2 separate regions of the Mus musculus genome follow, and region 1 is linked to region 2. Evidence: chromatin contacts called from ENCODE Hi-C data. All regions are on one chromosome and are shown on one strand. Each heading gives the region's core, a stretch centred on a gene start or an enhancer-like site at or near the end of the contact. The rest is flanking DNA. Distances are from core to core; before and after follow the strand shown.

Region 1 (4,800 bases), core at 270-2,769, 81 kb before region 2:
AAAGCGTGGCTCTGTCGTAAAACACTGCCATCACCTTCACATTCATTTCATACACCCTGGGGAACGTAAACATACCTTATTCAGCTTCACGAAATATTCCAGCCCAGCTTCCAAGGGGTTTGTGTCACAGTTCATCTGGAAGGGAAACAGGTTTTGAATCCCAGGTGAGCCTGCTAATTTGGTTCACTGAAGAACTGCGCTGTCCTTAAAAGGACTTCAGAGAGATCTGCCTGCCTCTTCCTCCAGGTAGGGGATTAAAGGAGTTCACCACCACTCCCAGCAAGTACAGGGCGAGGGGAGATGAAGAGATTACTAAAACAGAAACAAACCCATTACCTTCACTCAGCAAATACTGGCAAACACTGGCTCCCACCTTGAGCTGATGCATAACAATGATAGAAACAGAGACATCACTTTCTTATATTAGTCTCCCCAGAATTAAGGACACTGGATGGTTTTTGAGTAAAGATTCTTTAAAAGACCAATTATGGACTAGTCTCTGAAGCAGTATTTTCCATTCAAATGAAGCCTTTGGCAAATGCTGTTATTTTTAAATATGGCAAACACAGAGACTGAACATTGGGTTGGTTTCCACTGCTCTTTTATTTTAAAGGTGTTAATGAATTTATCTGTTTTCATTGCGTGTACATGTATGTGTTCATGTCTGCGTGTGGGTGTGTGCAGGTGTGCTCTCCCAGAACTGAAGTAACGGGGCTGCCCATCGAGGATGCTGGGAACTGACCTCTGCTTCTCTGCAGGAGAAGCACACACAGTGCTCTTAACCACTGAGCCATCTCTCTGGCCTCCGATCTTTTACCTTAATAAATATTTGAAGGCTAGTACATGGTGTTTCACAAACAAGAATCTCATGTATGTTATGTAATAATTTTAATTACATAATTGTGTTTTTAAAAAAGTAACAAGTAACTTTGCTTAGCTTGCATTTAGCCATGAATGGGGGTAAAGAGGGGAAAGCAGGTGACAGAACACTGGCTTTTGCAGAGTTCTAGAAAGAAAACGGGAAGGGAGGATTAAAGCTCAGAACTAGCTGACTCGAGATAGGATGCATCAATTCAGGGGAAATCCAATATTTAGTTCTAAACCTGAATGAAGTTAGGGGGTTTTTATCACTGTTTTGTTTTTAAGGGGTTTTTGAAGATTCTAATTTATACGATGAGAACTGAGGGGAAATGAAAGAGATGAACTCAGGAGGAACTGCTAAATGTATAGAAATGGGAACAGAATACCTCGATGTACTCAGTTAAGTGTTAATGAGCAGAGGACCTTTCTGGAAGTCGGGTTTTTTGTTGTTCATTTCTTTATGGGAATGAGAACTGCCTGCTCTAACCTCCCAAAGAGTCGACATAAACTAGATAAACGTAAGACTACTTTACACCACATAAAAGTGTTCTCATATTTCCTAAATTAGTTTGAGTTACTCTGAAATTATTTTTCAGTCTGCCAAAATTAGAGATTTTTTTTTTCAGGGAAACAGAGCGACTTCGCCGATGTTTCTGCACTAGAGGGCGCTCTGGCACTGTTGGGAAAGAGGACCCTAAAATGGAGCCCAGGGAGAGGAAGCAGAAGGAAAAACAAAAAAACCAAAAACATCAGAAAAATTGAGGCTAGAATACAGCGATGTTTAACTCTCAAGGGGTGGCTTCTCTGTCCTTTTTCCTGAGCATGGGGACAAATTTGTTTTGTTTTCTGAGGGCAGCTGGCCTTGCCTGAGTCCTGGCTGTAAACTTGAGTTCGCTGCAGCAGGCAGGACCGGCTTCCTGCAAGCTTGCATCAATGAGAAGGCCCAAGGGTAAGTACCTGAGCTCTCAGGTTAACCTAGAAATTAACTGTATAGTGTGTTTGTTCGGCTCATTACTAACCATCTCTACGTCTGCGCTGATTCTTTAGGATAAATACTCCATTTTATAAGAGAGCAGGCCAGCCAGCCAAGAGTTAAGTAAAGGATAGATTTAAACCCCAGAGTCCCCACTCGGAAGCTCATGTTTACAATGGCCCCTAAAACGTCAGTTCTCTGTAAAAGTTAGGGTTTTGTTTCTCCCACAAGGTAAATAGGACCCTGGTCACAGGAATCTGGATGTTGGGGGCTCAATGAACCCAGTGAATGTATGCAAAATAAGAGTCGTGGTAAAGCTAAGTCATAGAACAAGGGCTTCTGGGAACGCGCATAGGGGCTTTATCTTGATGACAACAGTCAATGTGGGAAGACCCTTCATAATTGTGGACACCACATTCCCTGGGCAGGGGATCCTGGGTAAAGTGCAGGAAGCCAGTTAGCAGCTGTCCAGGGGCTTGCAATCATTTTAGACTATGGATGTGACATGACCAGTTCTCTCAAGCCACTGTCACTGTGACTTCCCCACTCTGAAGGACTGTAACCTGGACCTGTGAACTGAAAGAAACCCTTTCTCCCTGAATTCGCTTCTGTCAGGGTATTTTTTTCCCCCACAGAAACAGGAAGGAAACTAAGACAGAAGCAAAGCAGAATCAATGCATATAAAAATGTTGTGTAAGTGGTTAACAATTGTACACAGAGAAGCTCTTGATTCCCACTGGTGGGGAAGACTAGACCCACACACACGGGACCACTGTCCCTGTCCCTCAAAAGAAAAGGACATTAGTTCGCCTAAGGATGATTGTGAGAGGGAAATGAAACGTAACAGAGGGAAAGCAAGGATGTGAGAGGTGATACTCAGATCCTCTGGCGTGTGCCTGCCAGAAAATGTCTGGGGTTCACCACTAAGCAGGGGGAATTAAGGCAGAATAAACGTTACCCCCAAACCCAGTCAGTGCTCATCTGGAAAGCAGAGAGGCAGGGGAGTTCTTTCCCTACTCAAAGTCATTTAATGGCATTTGATTTCTCTTCTAGCTGGAACTGATAGTAGTAATGCTATGAAAACTAGTCTCCCAACATTAGATACAGTAAGGTAAGCATCCGTTAGTGAGGATGCTAGCATGCAAACCTCGGAGCCCCAGGCTCGGAAAGCCTTCTCCAGTCTCAAAGCGTTCAGGGCGTAAGTTCCAAAGTCGCCGATGCCCTCCTCCTGGCCGGCACTCATGATGCGCTCATAAAGCGTCGCAGAATCTTCTCGTCTGTGGTACAGCTCCCAGCCCAGCTCACCTGAAATGCACAGGCAGGGCCCACACAGGCATGAGAGTGGTGCTGGCAGGGCCTGCGCTCACATCCATTAACTAACACGTGTAGGAGAAAACCCCACCAGCACAAAGCAACCTTTGGTGGTCTTTAAAAGAACAGCTCACAAGGAGCAGTCAGTTCAGTGACCATTTGTGTGTAAGCCTGACTCCTGCACAGAGAGACTCCTGCACAGAGAGCAGTCAGATTCACTTTTTAGCCCGGACCCTGGCCCCATACGAGCCTCCAAAGTTTCCAGGGCAACGGTAGTAAACAACTAACACATGTTTTCACAGGGTTCGTCTGGGTATGGGAGGGCATCTGTGATCCCGACACTCAGAAAGCTGAGAGAGGTTTGTGAGCCCAGGGCCAGCCTTGGCTACTGAGACACTGTTTAAAAATAAAACACAACAAAATAACAACTTTAAAGAGGGTGAGGAGCAAGTTCAGACAGTACTTATCATGTGGGTAAGCACGAAGATCCAAGTTTGCCCGGAATTCACATTTTTAAAAAGCACACGCTGGAGGTCTGGGGCCGGGTAGGGTGCCCACAATGGCTCAATGGGTAAAGCCAGGGGCCCTCATCCGTGCAGCAGTTCTCAACCTGTGGGTTACGTCCCCTTGGGGGGGGGGGGGTGTCTAACAAATCCTATCATGGGGTTACTAGAAAACACAGATATTTACACTCCATAACACTGGCAAAATTAGAGCTATGACATAGCAATATGCAATGATTTTATGAAATAATTTTATGGTTGGGGGCCACCACAACTGAGGAGCTGTACTAAAGGGTTGCAGCATCAGGAAGAGTGAGAGTTCTAGTGGAAAGCTTGGTGTAGTCACGATGGGCTGGAAGTCACACTATCTGTGAGTGTTCCCATATATCACGCCACTGTGGCCTTCCATTTATTCTAATGACCATCTTTTGTTCCTTTCTCATCTACACTTCCAAAGAGAAGCGACTAGAAACCAGTGGAAGCTCCATAAAGAGTAGGCATGGCCAACAGACTTCTTGTCTTAGAGTTGGGCAGAAGAAATCTTTCTTCAGAATCAGAGAAAGTTAGACAGAGGGGTGGAGGGAGACTGAGTGTGCATGAGTGTGTGTGAGTGAGCATATGAGTGTGAGTATGTGTAAGAATGTATTGTGACTGTGAGGGTGTATGTGTGTGTGTGTGTGTGTGTGTGTGTGAAAGAGAGAGAGAGAGGATGCACTATGAGGGTATGACTATGTGGGGTTATGTGTGAGTGTGTGTGTGTGTGTGTATGTGTATGTGTGTGTGTGTGAGTATGTGTGAGCATGTACAGTGAGGGTGTGACTGTGTAGTTGTGCGTGTGTGTGAGTGTGGTTATGTACGAATGTGTATAAAATGCACTGTGAGGGTGTGACAGTGTATGACAGTATGCAGTATGTGTAAATGTGTGTGTATGTATATGTGTGTGATTGTGTGTGAGATATACTGTGAGGGTGTGACAGTGTATCTGGTATGTGTGACACTGTGTGTATGTGTGAGTGTATATGTATGAGTGTGTATGAGACACACTGTGGGTGTGACAATGTATGAGTGTGTGTGTGTGTGCACTGTGAGGTTGTGACAGTGTGTGATAGTCTATAGTGTGTGTGAGTGTGTGTGTGTGGTTATGTGTGAGTG
Region 2 (5,064 bases), core at 1,968-4,467:
TGAGTTCAGTAGTTCAGAACTAGCCCGGGCAACACAGCAAAGAGGAGTGCTAGGGGAGTGGGGGGTGGGAGGGAAGGAGGGAGAGAGAGAAAGAGAGAGAGAGAGAGAAAGAGAGAGAGAGAGACAGAGAGAGAGAGACAGAGAGAGAGTGCACTGTGAAGTTAAAGCAGAAATTGAGAAATTGACCTCTGCTCTCCACAAACACAAGCATGCATACACACACACACACACACACACACACACACCCTTCAGCAGAGGCTGAAAAGTGTACAAATCAGATGTATGTAGCACACTGAGCATGGCGTGGATGGTACACAGGAAGGGGTGAATGCCCTGCACAAAGGAATCACAGTTTCCTTCTTAATAAATACTGGCTTTGTCAAAAGAAACATGGACATTGGCTACACTTCTGTCACCAGTTTGCAAAGAGCTCTACACAGGTGTCAAATGTTACTAAACCCTGTATTAAAATACAAAGCATCTTCAATAGTTTAGAGCTCAGAGACTCATGGTTTATAATAATAGTTTTAAAAGATCTGAGAAAAGTCAGTTTCACATTTAATTGCTTCATTTATTCAGTCATTCATTTATTTTTCTAAGAGTCACTTGAGGTCAAATCCAGAGCTTCCTTGATGCATGCAAGGCAAGCACTGTGCCATGTAACTACACCTCAGCCCCTACTCCATTTAAAAGGAAATCCCAACTAAACCGGAGATGAAGGCCCCCGACATTTGCCACCTACATATTGATAAGAAGGTCATTAACATTGATGAGGGACACTGTCTACTTCCTCTTTGGGGTACACAAAGAAGGGGGTGTTCTTCATCTCTAGCTCCATGCACAGTGTCGAAAATCCCCGCCTTACAGGCCTTCATGTTTGCCAAGTGGGATTTAATAAATGTTTCTGAGGTTCTGGGCAGATCAAAGCCAGAACAATAATCTCTCTTTTTGAGGTTATGAAACTCAGGAATTAAATTTCCAGATCGAACCCTCCTCTCTCTTGGGATTTATTTTTAACTCTGAACATTTTGCACTAGGCAAGGACTTCAACCATTTGACCTCCCTCATCTTGTCTCGTTGTGGAAGCAGAGATCAAAGAACACAGGCATTCTCCCAAGACCTGCCTATTACAGAGCATGCTGCCATGGACTTAGTTCTTTGGGATCAGGGCAAAGGAACTGGAGATGTGCTGATTGTAAGAGTTCTTCCCATCTGCCTGTAGGGATGCACAGCCCTGTGGGGAAATAAATAACAACCTGGAGAAGACACATCTGATGCCTGGGCACCATAGCACTCAGCAAACTGTGGGTTTAGTATCCAGCGTGGAAACGGCAGGTGGATGGCATTTCCATAGACCTAGTTGAGGGCTGGAAGAAAAGGTATAAAAATCTTTCAGCAGCTGCCTATGAATCATGTGGGGAAAGGAGAAGTCAGTGAGCATTCAGAGAACAAAGAATCCCCACATTCACATACGAATTCTAATAAACATGCTTATTCTGAAATGGACATAGCATTTCCCCAGAAAGTTGGTGGGCTGATCAGAGTAGTTATTTCCTGGGCTAGGAAAGATGGCTCAGCAGGGAAGAGCACCCCCTGCTTTTCCAGAGGACTTGGCTTGGATTCTCTAAAGCTCCAGGGCATCTGATATGTGACTGGTTCTTCACGGTCACCTGCACTTGTGTGCACACATGCATGCTCATATACATAATTCTAAGTCTTCTTTTTTTTTTAAAGATGGTTTTATCCAGAGCAAGGACTTGAATTTGCAACAGCAGCTAGGACAATCTTTTTTTTTTTTAATTGCTGTATGATTATATTATTTACTAAAACTTCATGATTTGTTTCCAATTTAAATCTACTAGGTTTTGTTTGTTTGTGCATTGCCATTTTGCCTGCATATATGTCTGTGTGAGGGGAGGATATCAGATCCCCTGGAACTGGAGTTGCAGACAGTTGTGAGCTGCCATGTGAGTGCTGGGTATCAAACCCGAGTCCTCTGGAAGAACCGCTAGTGCTCGTAACCACTGAGCTATCCTTCTAGCCCAAAGCTACTAGTTTAAAATCCCCACTGTTTTGTAGGGTCTGGATATGTGTGTAAACCCAGGTAAAGCCCTCTAGTGCCTGGAGTCCCCAGTGTAGTGCACCAATATCGGCTATTACTGCTATAGACAGCAAGGGCATTCATTAACTATTACTTACTTAGCTTCTCCAGGACATTAGTGGGGGAAGATGTGGACCCTGCCAAAGATGGCATTAATGTACTGTGAATGTACCTCGTTCTTCCAGACTCCTGATAGTGTATAGGGTTGATGGATGGGGGTGGCGGGAGGGGCAGTAAAATATTGTCTGTCACTTGAATTAATTTCAATATATCTTTTCTCTCTTTTTTTCCATTTTTAAGTTTTTACATATTTATCAGAGGGAAATGGACTTGTAAAAAAGCTGTCTCATTGTATATCATTCATACATCACTTTAAACTTTTACCAATGTGTTGTCTGCTACTGTAATTTCTTCTGCATGTGTGCAATTGAGACCATTGTTCCGCAGGAGGAAAATAGCCTCCAGTGCTTATTTGTTGTCTTTAAGTATTTACTAATATGTTGGGCAGTTTTTGTAGGTGAGATCTCTAGTGTTTTTATATCATCGTGTTTTTTTTTTAAATATTTAGGGAATTATCATGAATCGCCAAAGGTTAAACACCTTTTTACATCAGCAGTCCGCTGCGCTCCACTGCACTGGAGGCTGCTTCTGGTTCCTCTGGGGTTTGCTTCGCTTTGGTTTTTCATGTGGAGCTTTAAGATCTTCAGGATCTTTTCCATTTTGCCTTTTACTTGTTAGACACTGTGCTTGTTAGATGGTGCCACGGTTACCAGAAACCGCCAAAAGCCTGCCTGTAAGGTCACTGAGAACAAACCCACTACTTGGAGGATTGGCACTGAGCGCTTCTGCAAAGGGCAAGTTATGTTACTTGTGCCAGATGTAGGTCATGCAGTTTACACTCTGTGCCAAGTTCTTGCCGGGCATCGCATCCTCATGCAATGATCTTGTATCTTCGCCTTTGTCAAATATTTGGTCACTGAGTGGAATTCTTGGGGGTATGGTCTGGCAGCTTAAGTGGGTCATGGATACCTGACCCCAGATCAAGGTCAGAGGCCTGCTATTGGACAAAGGTCAGTGTGCAGACGAGCTAGCAGCGACCTCAGTATTTTTTTCTTATCTTAACTTCGCGTTTCCACCCATCTAGGAGACCAATCTCGACTTCTCCTCCCACAGGCAGCTTCCCAGCTAGCCCCTGGCCTAATTCAAAGGCTGGTGGGCGTGTTCCCTGCCTGAGGCCATGTGTTGGACCTGGCCAAGGCTAGGGAACTCTAGCTGCTGTATAAAGAGACCAGCAGCGGCCCAGCAGCACAGACTTTGCTGGGAACAGCTACCCTCCAATCCGCAGCTGTGTTCAGCGCCACTCACTACACCGGAAAGATGGCACCAGTTGCTGGCAAGAAGGCCAAGAAGGTGAGTGTGCAGGGAGCCGGAGAGAGCTCTCAATACACCATCAGCTGGGTACCCCCAATGTCAGCAAGCGCAGAGAGGTGCTTGGAGCCTGGCTGTGGCCCAGCATCCTTCTAGTTGGCAGTGTTAGGTCAAAAGGGGCACTCAGAACTTTGAGTTCTGACTGGGGGTTTCTTCTAACAATAGTGTATTCTATATGGTCTCTGGCCCTCCTGCACTTCTGGCTCCACCTTGGACCTATCTGTGGAGTGACACAAGGCACAAGACAGCCACTTTGGATGTCAGGGTGCTCCCTTCAGCCCATCAGACTCAACCCTTCATGAGTGCAGCACCCCTAAAGACCAGAGAAATATCCCAGAGAAGCTGCTCATGGATCCAGGGGTGCAATTTCCCACAGTGGGAGTTGGCTCTGGCTGGTGGCTTGCCGGGTGCAGGAGGGGCAGGCAGCTGCAGAGCCGGCCCGATTGCCTTACGGTTTCAGAAACAAATAAGTAGAATGGTTTTAAGACGCTGAGGAAGGACTGTTCACAGAATTCTAAAAAAACAAAATGCCTGCTGGACCCAGGAGGTCAGTCCAAATCTGACCTTCTGTGTTAGGGGATGTAGGCATAGATGGGGATAATATACTTGGATCTGATATCAAACCCAGGCACACAAGACCTCAGGAGGTGGCTGGGAGACAGATGGAGCCAGGCTGACCATAACCCTCAGTTCTCCCCTGCTGGGGAACCACCTGAGTGTGCCCAGTTTGTAAAGGGACAAACACCAATTCAAAAAGACATCTATGGGAGGGGGAGGAAGAAAGCTAACCCTGTTAAAATGTAAACACCATGCCCCTGAGGGAGACTTCATGCCAGTGTGTGAGAAGGGTATGTGAGTCAAGTAAGGTTTCAATTACTGCCAGTCCATAGATTTACTAAATGATGTCCCCTGAAGACTACAAAGATGGCTTATCACACCACACACACACACACACACACCTCTTCTTTGATCCCATTTGTAAAACCATGGATTCTAATCCACTTCCCAAATTCAAGTTTACAAATGTCACCAGCCTCTCTACTAGGGGCTGATGGGGCATGGATGAAATCCCAGCACTCAGGAGAAAGAGGCAAGAGGTTCAGAGTTCAAGACCAGTCTAGGCTACACAGTGCTACAATGTCTGAAAACACAATACAGTGGGGGGAGGGGCAAGATGGGGGAATTTTTAGAGAATTATCAAGAACAGAATTGAGTGGCATAAGGGCACCTCCCCAATACCTCTGTTTCCATATAAATGTTAAAAAACGAGGGCTAGGCCGGGCGTAGTGGCGCACACCTTTAATCCTAGCACTTGGGAGGCAGAGACTGGTGGATTTCTGAGTTCAAGGCCAGCCTGGTCTACAAAGTGAGTTCCAGGACAGCCAGGGCTACACAGGGAAACCCTGTCTCGAAAAACAAACAAACAAACAAACAAAAACGAGGGCTACAGCTATACAGAGAAACCCTGTCTCAAAAAAACCAAAAAAAAAAAAAAAAATTAAAAAAACCTAGGGCTATAGTATGCATTTAAAAGA

The links. A loop is a pair of places that touch in the nucleus more often than their neighbours do.
Region 1: a loop to region 2 is called in a map of mouse embryonic stem cell, with 2.0 times the contacts of the local background. The contact joins the promoter of AW495222 here to the promoter of Bhmt in region 2. A Hi-C loop is called at or near these places in 5 of 37 maps with a recorded cell type or tissue (mouse embryonic stem cell and mouse trophoblast stem cell).

What each region holds. Positions count from the first base shown.
Region 1 is chr13:93,715,894-93,720,693 of GRCm38, reverse strand. AW495222 (expressed sequence AW495222) reads left to right here and starts at 1,519. Exons shown (of 3, transcript NR_045086.2): 1 at 1,519-1,810. Dmgdh (dimethylglycine dehydrogenase precursor) reads right to left here. Exons shown (of 16, transcript NM_028772.3): 13 at 2,982-3,139; 14 at 76-135.
Region 2 is chr13:93,635,911-93,640,974 of GRCm38, reverse strand. Bhmt (betaine-homocysteine methyltransferase) reads left to right here and starts at 3,217. Exons shown (of 8, transcript NM_016668.3): 1 at 3,217-3,511. The coding sequence starts at 3,479.